Regions from separate parts of the Homo sapiens genome. Here region 2 is linked to region 1. The links are chromatin contacts, found by Hi-C or POLR2A ChIA-PET in ENCODE. All regions are on one chromosome and are shown on one strand. Each heading gives the region's core, a stretch centred on a gene start or an enhancer-like site at or near the end of the contact. The rest is flanking DNA. Distances are from core to core; before and after follow the strand shown. Region 1 has its middle 52 kb from the start of PPP2CA-DT. Region 2 has its middle 20 kb from the start of PPP2CA-DT.

The links. Hi-C counts contacts between places; a loop is a spot of excess contacts on that map. ChIA-PET counts read pairs that join two places held with the same protein, here RNA polymerase II (POLR2A). Pooled maps may share reads with other maps.
Region 2: a map of PC-9 shows a loop between it and region 1 (5-fold over the local background). The contact joins two enhancer-like sites. A Hi-C loop is called at or near these places in 14 of 168 maps with a recorded cell type or tissue (Caco-2, Calu3, HAP-1 and 10 more) and 4 of 50 pooled maps. POLR2A ChIA-PET finds 5 or more read pairs at or near these places in 14 of 52 experiments (A549, CD8-positive, alpha-beta T cell, Caco-2 and 11 more).

The regions. Positions count from the first base shown.
Region 1 is chr5:134,276,540-134,281,239 of GRCh38, reverse strand. No RefSeq gene overlaps it. Among named protein-coding and RNA genes, the nearest start is that of PPP2CA-DT, 52 kb to the right of the region's middle. Within about 2 kb of position 1,444, at least 2 of the 41 ENCODE cell types and tissues checked have a DNase peak (open chromatin) inside an H3K27ac peak, as active enhancers do; they include PC-9, where a contact is called at or near this core.
Region 2 is chr5:134,244,483-134,249,294 of GRCh38, reverse strand. No RefSeq gene overlaps it. Among named protein-coding and RNA genes, the nearest start is that of PPP2CA-DT, 20 kb to the right of the region's middle. Within about 2 kb of position 2,279, at least 10 of the 41 ENCODE cell types and tissues checked have a DNase peak (open chromatin) inside an H3K27ac peak, as active enhancers do; they include PC-9, where a contact is called at or near this core.

The DNA of each region.
Region 1 (4,700 bases), core at 195-2,694:
AGAGTTGAGCTGATGGTTTGCAGTGGCTTTTTCCTGGGGAATATAGACTGATTCTTGAAACAAGAAAAAAACTGAGAATTCAGACTTAGCTCTGGAAGAGGGCCCCTACTACGGTACAGAGAAACTAACAGAACTTTCTAGTAGTTTCATACAGCTAGAGTGACAACATCAGAGACATGAACAGTCTGAACACATAGTTTGTTTCCCCTTCAAGACAGAGTGGAAAGATCTAACCTAAGTATAATTAGGTTCCCATAAGAAGAGGAGAGAGAAAATAAGGCAGAAGCGCTGGCGTGGTGGCTCACGCCTGTAATTCCAGCACTTTGGGAGGCTGAGGCAGGTGGATCACAAGGTCAGGAGTTCGAGACCAGCCTGGCCAATATGGTGAAACCCCATCTCTACTAAAAATACAAAAGTTAGCCAGGCACGGTGGCACGTGTCTGTAGTCCCAGCTACTCGGGAGGCTGAGGCAGAAGAATCGCTTGAACTCGGGAGGTGGAGGTTGCAGTGAGCTGAGATTGAGCCACTGCGCTCCAGCCTAGGTGAAAGAGCAAGACTCTATCTCAAAAATAAATAAATAAAATAAATAAATAAATAAATAAATAAGGCAGAAGCAATATTTGAAGAGAATGTCCAAAAATACTACCAAACTGATGAAAGACAAAAATTTATGTATTTAAGAAGCTCTGTAAACCCCAGGCAGGAAAAATACAAAGAAAACCCCACCTAGGCTGGTCATGGTGGCTCACACCTGTAACCCCAGCACTTTGGGAGGCCGAGGTGGGCAGATCACTTGAGACCAGGTGAGACCAGCCTAGCCAACATGGTGAGACCCCATGTCTACTAAAAATACAAAAAATTAGCCGGGTGTGCTGGCGTGCACCTGTAATCCCAGCTACTTGGGAGGCTGAGGTGGGAAAATTGCTTGAACCTGGGAGGCAGAGGTTGCAGTGAGCCGAGACAGCACCACCGCATTCTAGCCTGGGCGACCGAGTGAGACTCCGTCTCAAAAAAAAAAAAAAGAAAGAAAACCCCACCTAAGCACATCATAATGAAACTGCTTAATTCAAATATAAAAAGAAAATCTAAAAGGCAAGAAGTCATGTTTCCTTTAAAGGAGCTGATCTCAACAAAAATGATGAAATCCAGAAGACAATGAAATGACACCTTTGAAGTACTGAAAGAAAATAGCTGCCAAGCTAGAATCGTATATTCTGTGACAAAAATGAGGGCAAAATACAGACTTTTCTTCTTTTTAAGACAGTTTTACCCTTGTTGCCTGGGCTGGAGTGCAATGACATGATCTCGGCTCACTGTAACCTCCCCCTAAGCAAACATATAAGCAGAAAGAATTTATTGCCAGAAGATCTGCCTTAAGATAAAAGCTGAAGAGAGGTTTTTTTTTGTTTTGTTTTGTTTTGTTTTTGAGACGCTCTGTTGCCCAGGCTACAGTGGTGCAATCTCGGCTCATTGCAACCTCCGCCTACTGGGGTCAAGTGATTCTCATGCCTCAGCCTCCGAAGTAGCTGGAATTACAGGCACCTGCCACCACACCCAGCTATTATTATTATTATTATTATTATTGGTACATACAGGGTTTTACAATGTTGACCAGGCTAGTCTCGAACCCCTGACCTCAAGTGACCCTCCCACCTCAGCTTTCCAAAGTGCTGGGATTACAGGTGTGAGCTATTGTGCCTGGCCTGAAGAGAGTTCTTAAGGCAGAAGGAAAATAGTCCCAAATGGAAACAGGAAATTTGAAGGGAATGAAGAATAACAAAAGGGGGAAATGTGTGAGTAAATATAAATAAATATTGACTGTAAAGATTAATCATAGTAATATGAGGGCTTAAAATATATGTAGAATTAAAACTCATGACTCCAATAAAGCAAGAAGGAGAGGGCAAATAGAGATAAAGTGTTCTAAGATTTTAGCATTATCAGGGAAATATTAAAATAGTAATTTGTATTAAACTCAAGTCAAAGATGGTAAGTATAATTCCAACTGTATTAGTAATTACATTAAAACAAATAGAATAAATACTCCAAATAGAAGATGAATATTATCAGATTGGATTAAAAATTATCTAACTATAACCTGGGTATGGTGGCATGTGCCTATAATTCCAGCTACTCAGAAGGCTGAGGCAGGAGGATTGCTTGAGGCTAGGCATCAAGGCCAGCCTGGCCAACATAGTAAGACTCCAATCTAAAAAGAAAAGTTAAAAAAACCCCAGCTATATGCTGCATATAAAAAATATCTTAAGTATAAGACACTGAAATGCTCAAAGTAAAAGTTGGAAAAAGTATAGTGTGCAAACAATAATTGAAAGAAAGCTGGAGCTGGGTGCGATGACCCACCCCTGTAATCCCAGCATCTTGGGAGGCCAAGGTGGGGAGATCACCTGAGATAGGGAGTTGGAGACCAGCCTGGCCAACATGGTGAAACCCCATCTCTACTAAAAATACAAAAATTAGCTGGGTATGGTGGCGCATGCCTGTAATCCCAGCTACTTGGGAGGCTGAGGCAAGAGAATCACTTGAACCCGGGGGCGGAGGTTGCAGTGAGCTGAGATCACACCACTGCACTCAAGCTGGTGTTGCTGTTTATTATCAGAGAGAATAGCTCTTAAGGCAAGAAGAATAACTAGAGATAGAAAGGGACATTTTCTAATGATAGAGTCCAGTTCACAAGAAGATATAACAATTCTAAATATATATGCACTGAATAACATAGTTTCAAAATATATAAGGCAAAAATGGACAGAACTAAAAGGAGAATATAGACAAATCAACATTAATAAGGTAGATTTAACACAACCTTTCAATAGTTGATAAAACAAGCACATGATAAATCAGTAAAGACATAAAAATCAAAATAACACAGTAAACTTGACTCTGTTGACATAATAGAACACTGCACTGAGGATAAGAATATATATTAAAAAAAATTTTTTTTTTGAGATGGAGTTTTATTCTTATTGCCCAGGGTGGAGTGCAATGGCGTGACCTCGGCTCACTGCAACCTCCACCTCCCAGGTTCAAGTGATTCTCCTGCCTCAGTCTCCTGAGTAGCTGGGATTATAGGCATGCACCACTATGCCTGGATAATTTTTCATATTTTTAGTAGAGACAGGGTTTCACCATGTTGGCCAGGCTGGTCTCAAACTCCTGACCTCATGTGATCCACCCACCTCGGCCTCCCAAAGTGCTGGGATTACAGGCATGAGCCACTGCGCCCGGCCTTAAAAAATTTTTTATAGAGACAGGGTCTTACTTTGATGCCCAGACTGGAGTGCAATGGCATCATCATACATCTCACTGTAGCCTTGAATTCCTGGGCTCAAGCAATCCTTCCACTTCAGCCTCCCAAGTAGTTAGGACTACAAGCACACACCACCAATGCCCAGTTATTTTTTAAAAATTTTTCTGTAGAGACAGGGTCTTATTATGTTGCCCAGGCTGGTCTTGAACTCCTCACCTCAAGTGATCCTCTCGTTACAGCCTCTCAAAGTGCTGGGATTACAGGCATGAGGCATAATGCCCAGCTAGAATATACACTGTTTTTAAGTATACAGGTGAATTTATAAAATTTGACAGTAAAGCCAGCTTCAACAAAGTTTCAGAAGATTGGAAGCACTCAGAATGTACTCTCTGACCACAATAGTCTTAAGGTAGAAATGAATTATAAAAACTAATTAGAAAATGGAAATTAAGCAGTACACTTCTAAGTAATCCATTAATCAAAAAAGAGATCACATTAGAAATTAGAAAGTATGTGAAACTAATAATGAAAATATGACATATCAAAACTTCTGAGATGTAGTTAAAACAGTGGTTGGATGGAAATGTGTAAAATGCATATGCTAGAAAAGAAGGAAGGTTAATATCAGTGATCCAAGCTTGTATCTCAAGAAGTGAGTAAAAGAACAGCAAATTAAACCCAGAGAGAAATAAATAAGACAAAAGTAAAAAATAATGAAATTTAAAACAAACACACACCACAGAAAACGGAGGAGCTTTTACTTCTGTCCATGATGGAGCAACTGGCATGATACTTACTCTTCCTTTGTAAAAGCTAGGATAATGGAAAAAAGTATCTGAAACAATGCATTAGACATTGGGCAACAGCCAACCCGGACCATAGTCCCTTATAGATGGAAAATGAATGAGGTGAGCACTATGATTACATAGGCTTTTTGCTTAGAGGCAATTTCTGGACCACAGCACAGGATGGCATAACCCAAGGAGAGCCTGGCAGCTTTGCTGAGTTGATGAGGTAGGGATAGAAGCTTGGGGAGGCCAAGGTGACCAGAATTTGCAAGGCAGAGTACTAGAGAAGAGAAATGCTATGTAGAGAAGGTGCTCAAAAGTCTGCATGGGTTACCTTCCAGTCTTTGGTTGAATACTAATCTGTGCAATTGTGGCAGCCATGAAAATAGACCTCTCAGACCTCCAACTGCAGGGAATGTAATTTTGACCTATGGGCCCTGTTCATCACCATGTTCATACTAAGGAATCTTCCCATGGCTGCTGCTTACAGTCAGTGACTAGGCACAGGGATACTGAGGAAAGCCCATTCTTGGAAGATGGAAAACTCAAAATTTTGGTTCAAAGATTATTCACTGGCATCGCCAAACTTCCTTAGAAATGCACTGCAGTGTAAGTTGCTTCCACTCAACCTTTCTTTTCTTTCCTTC
Region 2 (4,812 bases), core at 1,030-3,529, 33 kb after region 1:
GGGAATGGATAACTGGCAAGTGTGGCTTGGATATAACAGGTAAGATTTGATTATTTGGAAGTTTTTTTCAACTAAATGGACATTAGCACTTAAGATTCCACTTCCCTTGGCCCTATAAAAGTGGCTAAGAGGCTGGGTGCAGTGGCTCATGCTTGTAATCCCAGAACTTTGGGAGACTGAGGCAGGCAGATCATGAGGTCAGGAGACTGAGACCATCCTGGCTAACACGGTGAAACCTCATCTCTACTAAAAATACAAAAAATTCGCCAGGTGTGGTGGCACGCATCTGTAGTCCCAGCTACTCAGGAGGCTGAGGCAGGAGAATCACTTGAACCCGGGAGGCAGAGGTTGCAGTGAGCCGAGATCGCACCACTGCGTTCCAGCCTGAGTGACACAGGGAGACTCCATCTCAAAAAAAAGAAAAAAGAAGATGAGCAGTGAACAGGCCCACACTCCAGGGCCCAGAAGGACAGACATGTCCCGTCATTTGAGCTCTTGGAATCCTAGGCAGGCTCTCAGTCCTAATTATTACTCTAGAAATAGGTGCTTTTCAATCATTAAGAATACAGAATTATAGCTTGAAAGTATAACACCTAGCCACCCTTCTGAAGTTTTCCCCGATATAAAAGGAGCCCTGGCTTTTCCCTGCTTGCAGGCAGGCAATCCTCGAGTATAGCCTATGTGAGATCCCCGGCTCTGTCTCCTTGAAGAACTCCAGGATGAGATGAAGTTCCCATCAAGTCCTGTGCCCATAGCCTAGTCCAACCTTGTGTTTCCTCTTTTGTCAAATACTTCCTCAGGAGCCAACTCAAATCTTCCTTGCCTTAATTTGGGCCTATTTCTGGATTAGTCATATGGTAGCATAACTTCTTAATCATTATTAAGTAGCTGCTCCTTGAAAAATTTTTATGAGCTTTGAGCCTCTCAGGAGAAAGATATTTTAAATCCAATAAATAAATACACAAATAAACAAACATGGCACACTTTAGACTTTGAATCAAGTCGAAGGGAGGATGGTAAAGGTAGCCTGAGAATCCAAACTCAAAATGAGACCTTGCAATGAGCTACAGGAGCCGATTCTTCAAGATAAAAGAGCAGGGCCTGGGCTGACACAGCAGGGAAAGATGCTGACTCTGGATTCACATGGAGTAGAAGCCAATGCTGACCTTTTTAAATGGAACATCAAGAGCCCAAAGATGTGAGTTAGTTAATGACTCTGAGGATATAGGGACGGGGATCTAACCAAGAGACACTGCAGGAACAGGTAGGCTCTAGGACCCTGAGGGGGTGATGCATTTCTGGGGCAAGGGATAGAAGGGAATAAAGCCATGCTGAGCCCTTCAAAAAGGATAGGTCAGGCACCACTGGATGGTGGATGTCTTTGTCTTAGGGGAACCATCCAGGCCATTTGTGAATCCCTGTGTCTGTCCTGTCACATAGCAGCCGTCTCCAGGTTTTAACCTGTGCTCATCTTTCTGCATGCCGAGCTTATATTATGGTTTTTATGTTTAGGTCCCCTTGGTAGTAAATATCTTCTGGATTCTGATTGTTTGTTTATGCACATACTGGTGTATACCTTTCTCCCTCTGTTCCTTCATACTGTTTTACAAAGCCCACCTCCTTGCTTACTTATAATTGCCCATAATAATGGTCATAGCTGTGGTATTCAGAGTGATTCACATCCTTGCGTAATGGGCTGTTACCCAGGCTTATTGTAAGTCCTGAGGTGTAATTCTAAGTTCATGAGCACAAGAAAGATAGTCATTGTTTGATTTCTGGGATCCTCTTTCAGAAATCACCTGAAAAATTCATTGATTCCTTCCGAAAACATCATGAATTGTGTCTTCTGTCTTCTTATAGAAGTTATCATTGTGATTATCCTCATTTGACATGAGAAAACATCAGCATGAAAATGAGTAACAGCTCTCTTTATAATTTAGGTGCTTCATTTACCTCCATACATGGTTGTTTTAAGAGAGCTTAAATGTATCTGAATGGAATTCAGATCAATTCAAGAATTCTAAGAATTTCTGATGAGTTTTAAACCTTACCAGTTTAATAGAACTGTCCTGGATGGCTGAATCTATGCCTGTCCTGGTGTCCTTCAGTGGGAACTGTCAGTCTCTATTTGTGTCTGGCACAGGTTGCTCACCAAAGGGCAAACGCAGGATGGCTCAGGACCAGAGCTCCACCACTTGTGGCAGAGCCACTCAGAGCTGCTGACCTGGGTATATGAGGCCAGTCACATTGCTTGTGTTCTACACATGAGAAGACAGTAGTGTTAAGGGAAAAGATGTTTCTCTGTCATCTCCAAGACAAAGTGGGCGAGTGCAGTACCTTGGCCTCAGGCAGGCACATCTGCTCTACCACCAGTGTGCTGCAGCCATACCTGACTTTCCAGTTCCTGTGGAACGCACATAAACTGTGTTGTCTGCCCATGTATAAAGTGCTCTTGCAATATGGCACTGATCGGTCAAATTAAGTATACGCATATTCTATGATGAGATTTCTGTGTCAATTGACACCCTCCCCTTTCCTATACCAACCAGGACAGATGTTGCAAACAGAAACCTGGTGGAAGTGAGAATGAGGGGATGTTTGTTTGCGGGGCCACGTCCCACAGTTTTACAGACTATATCCTCAACTAGGCTCCACCTGAGGGAGTGAGTAGGAGCTGAAACCCAACCTGAGCTCCACATTGCTGAACCTTCAGCTTTACTGTTGGGGCTGCATCCTTCAGGAGGAAAAGGTGCCTTTTTTTTTTTTTTTTTTGAGAAGAAGTCTCGCTCAGTTGCCCAAGCTGGAGTGCAGTGGCACGATCTTGGCTCACTGCAACCTCCGCCTCCTGGGTTCAAGTGATTCTCCTGCCTCAGCCTCCCTAGTAGCTGGGACTACAGGCGCACACCACCATGCCCGGCTAATTTTTGTATTATTTTTTTTTTTAGTAGAGATGGGGTTTCGCTATGTTGGCCAGGCTGGTCTCGAACTCCTGACCTTGTGATCCACCCACCTCGGCCTCCCAAAGTGCTGGGATTATAGGTGTGAGCCACCATGCCTGGCTGAAAAGGTGCCTTTTCTGAGGCACATAAATACACCATATAAGCAAGAGACTGCCTAAAGATTCCCACATGGGCCCAAAATGAATCACACATGTGGCTGCTTATGGTAGCATTGTCTTGGTGGTGGGAAGTTGGAGGCACTTGGGGGTGCCCAGTACTGGGGAAGCAGAGAGGACAAATGTGGCGGGTGCACACTATGGAGTACTCTGCAGCAGTCAGAATCATGGACTAGATGTTTACATAGCAAGATGTATAGGGTTTGTTTTTGTTTTTGTTTTTGTTTTGTTAAGACAGGATCTCACTCTGTTGCCCAGGCTGGAGTGCAGTGACATGATCTCAGCTCACTGCAGCTTCGACTTCCTGGTCCTCCCACTTCAGCCTCCCAAGTAGTTGGGACTACAGGCAAGCACCACATGCCTGGCAAACTTTTATATTTTTTGTAGAGACAGGGTCTCACCATGTTGCCCAGGCTGGTCTTCAACTCCTGAGCTCAAGTGATCCTGCTGCCTTAGCCTCCCAAAGTGCTGGGATTACAGGCATGAGCCACCATGCCTGGCCTAACATACATAGGTCTTAAAAACAAAGTGAGAAGTGAAAAAAAGGAAGACAGAATGAGATATATAACACAATAATACTAATGTAAATTAAAATACATGCAAACCAAACAACACACTTGTAAGGTACATGGATGTGCTTTGGTCAAGGATAGACCAAGGTAAACATCCTGCATGACTCAGTGGGATTGGCATGCCGGTGCATAACTCCATTTGTAATATAATCACAGTTATGTAGCCATAACATGGGAAGGCTCATCACCTAGCTCGGAGCCACTATTGTTCGTATAAGGTACAACTGCCTTGCTGACACTGTGCATACAGCACACACCCAGAGAAAGAGAGAGAGCCAAAGCTCTCCATCTAGTAGATGGACAGAGGGGAGCCAGGGCTCGGCTTGACTTGTGCCCAGAGAGAGAAAGAGTTAAGCTGCTGACCCCATAGGGAGAGCTGGCTGTGCAGCTGTGTGTGGGAGCGGCAGGAGCCGCAGAGCCAGAGCAAGCAGCCAAGACAGAGACAGACGGTGTAAGAGAGCCGCTGAATAAAACCATACTTCATCTGCCTGCAGCCCTCTGAGTGTTCTTTCAGCTATCTGCCACCCATCCACCCACTGCCTTCGGACCTCAGCATGGACCAGAACCTGACCCTGGGCATGACAACACTTCACATGAATGCATACATACAAACCAAAAAAAAAAAAAATATATATATATATATATATATATATATATATATGTATATATTTGCACCATTGCACTCCAGCCTTGGCGACAAAAGCAAAACTCCGTCTAAAAAAAAAAATAAAAGAAAAGTAAGGGGCTTTGGATGGACTGATCATAGTATAATGAGCCATGAACTGAAAAGTGCGATTAACTTAATACTCTATACCTGAGCCCTAATAATTTCTTTTTTTTCTTAAGTGCTCTGGGCCTTGCCATTTGACGTTTTCCTCGACCCAGCTGTTGACCACTAGCATGGCTTTAACAGCATGATCATAGCTTTTTAATAATCTTATTGACAGAAATTTACACCTGGATTCTGTGAGCTGTCTTATAACACGCTGACCTTTATCAAACTCAGGGATATATGATGCTGTCTTGCTCTTTTGCTATCTTGCTCTTTTTTTTTTTTTTTAAGAGACACAGGTCTCACTATGTTGCCCAAGCTCGAATGCAGTGGCTATTCACAGGCACAATCAT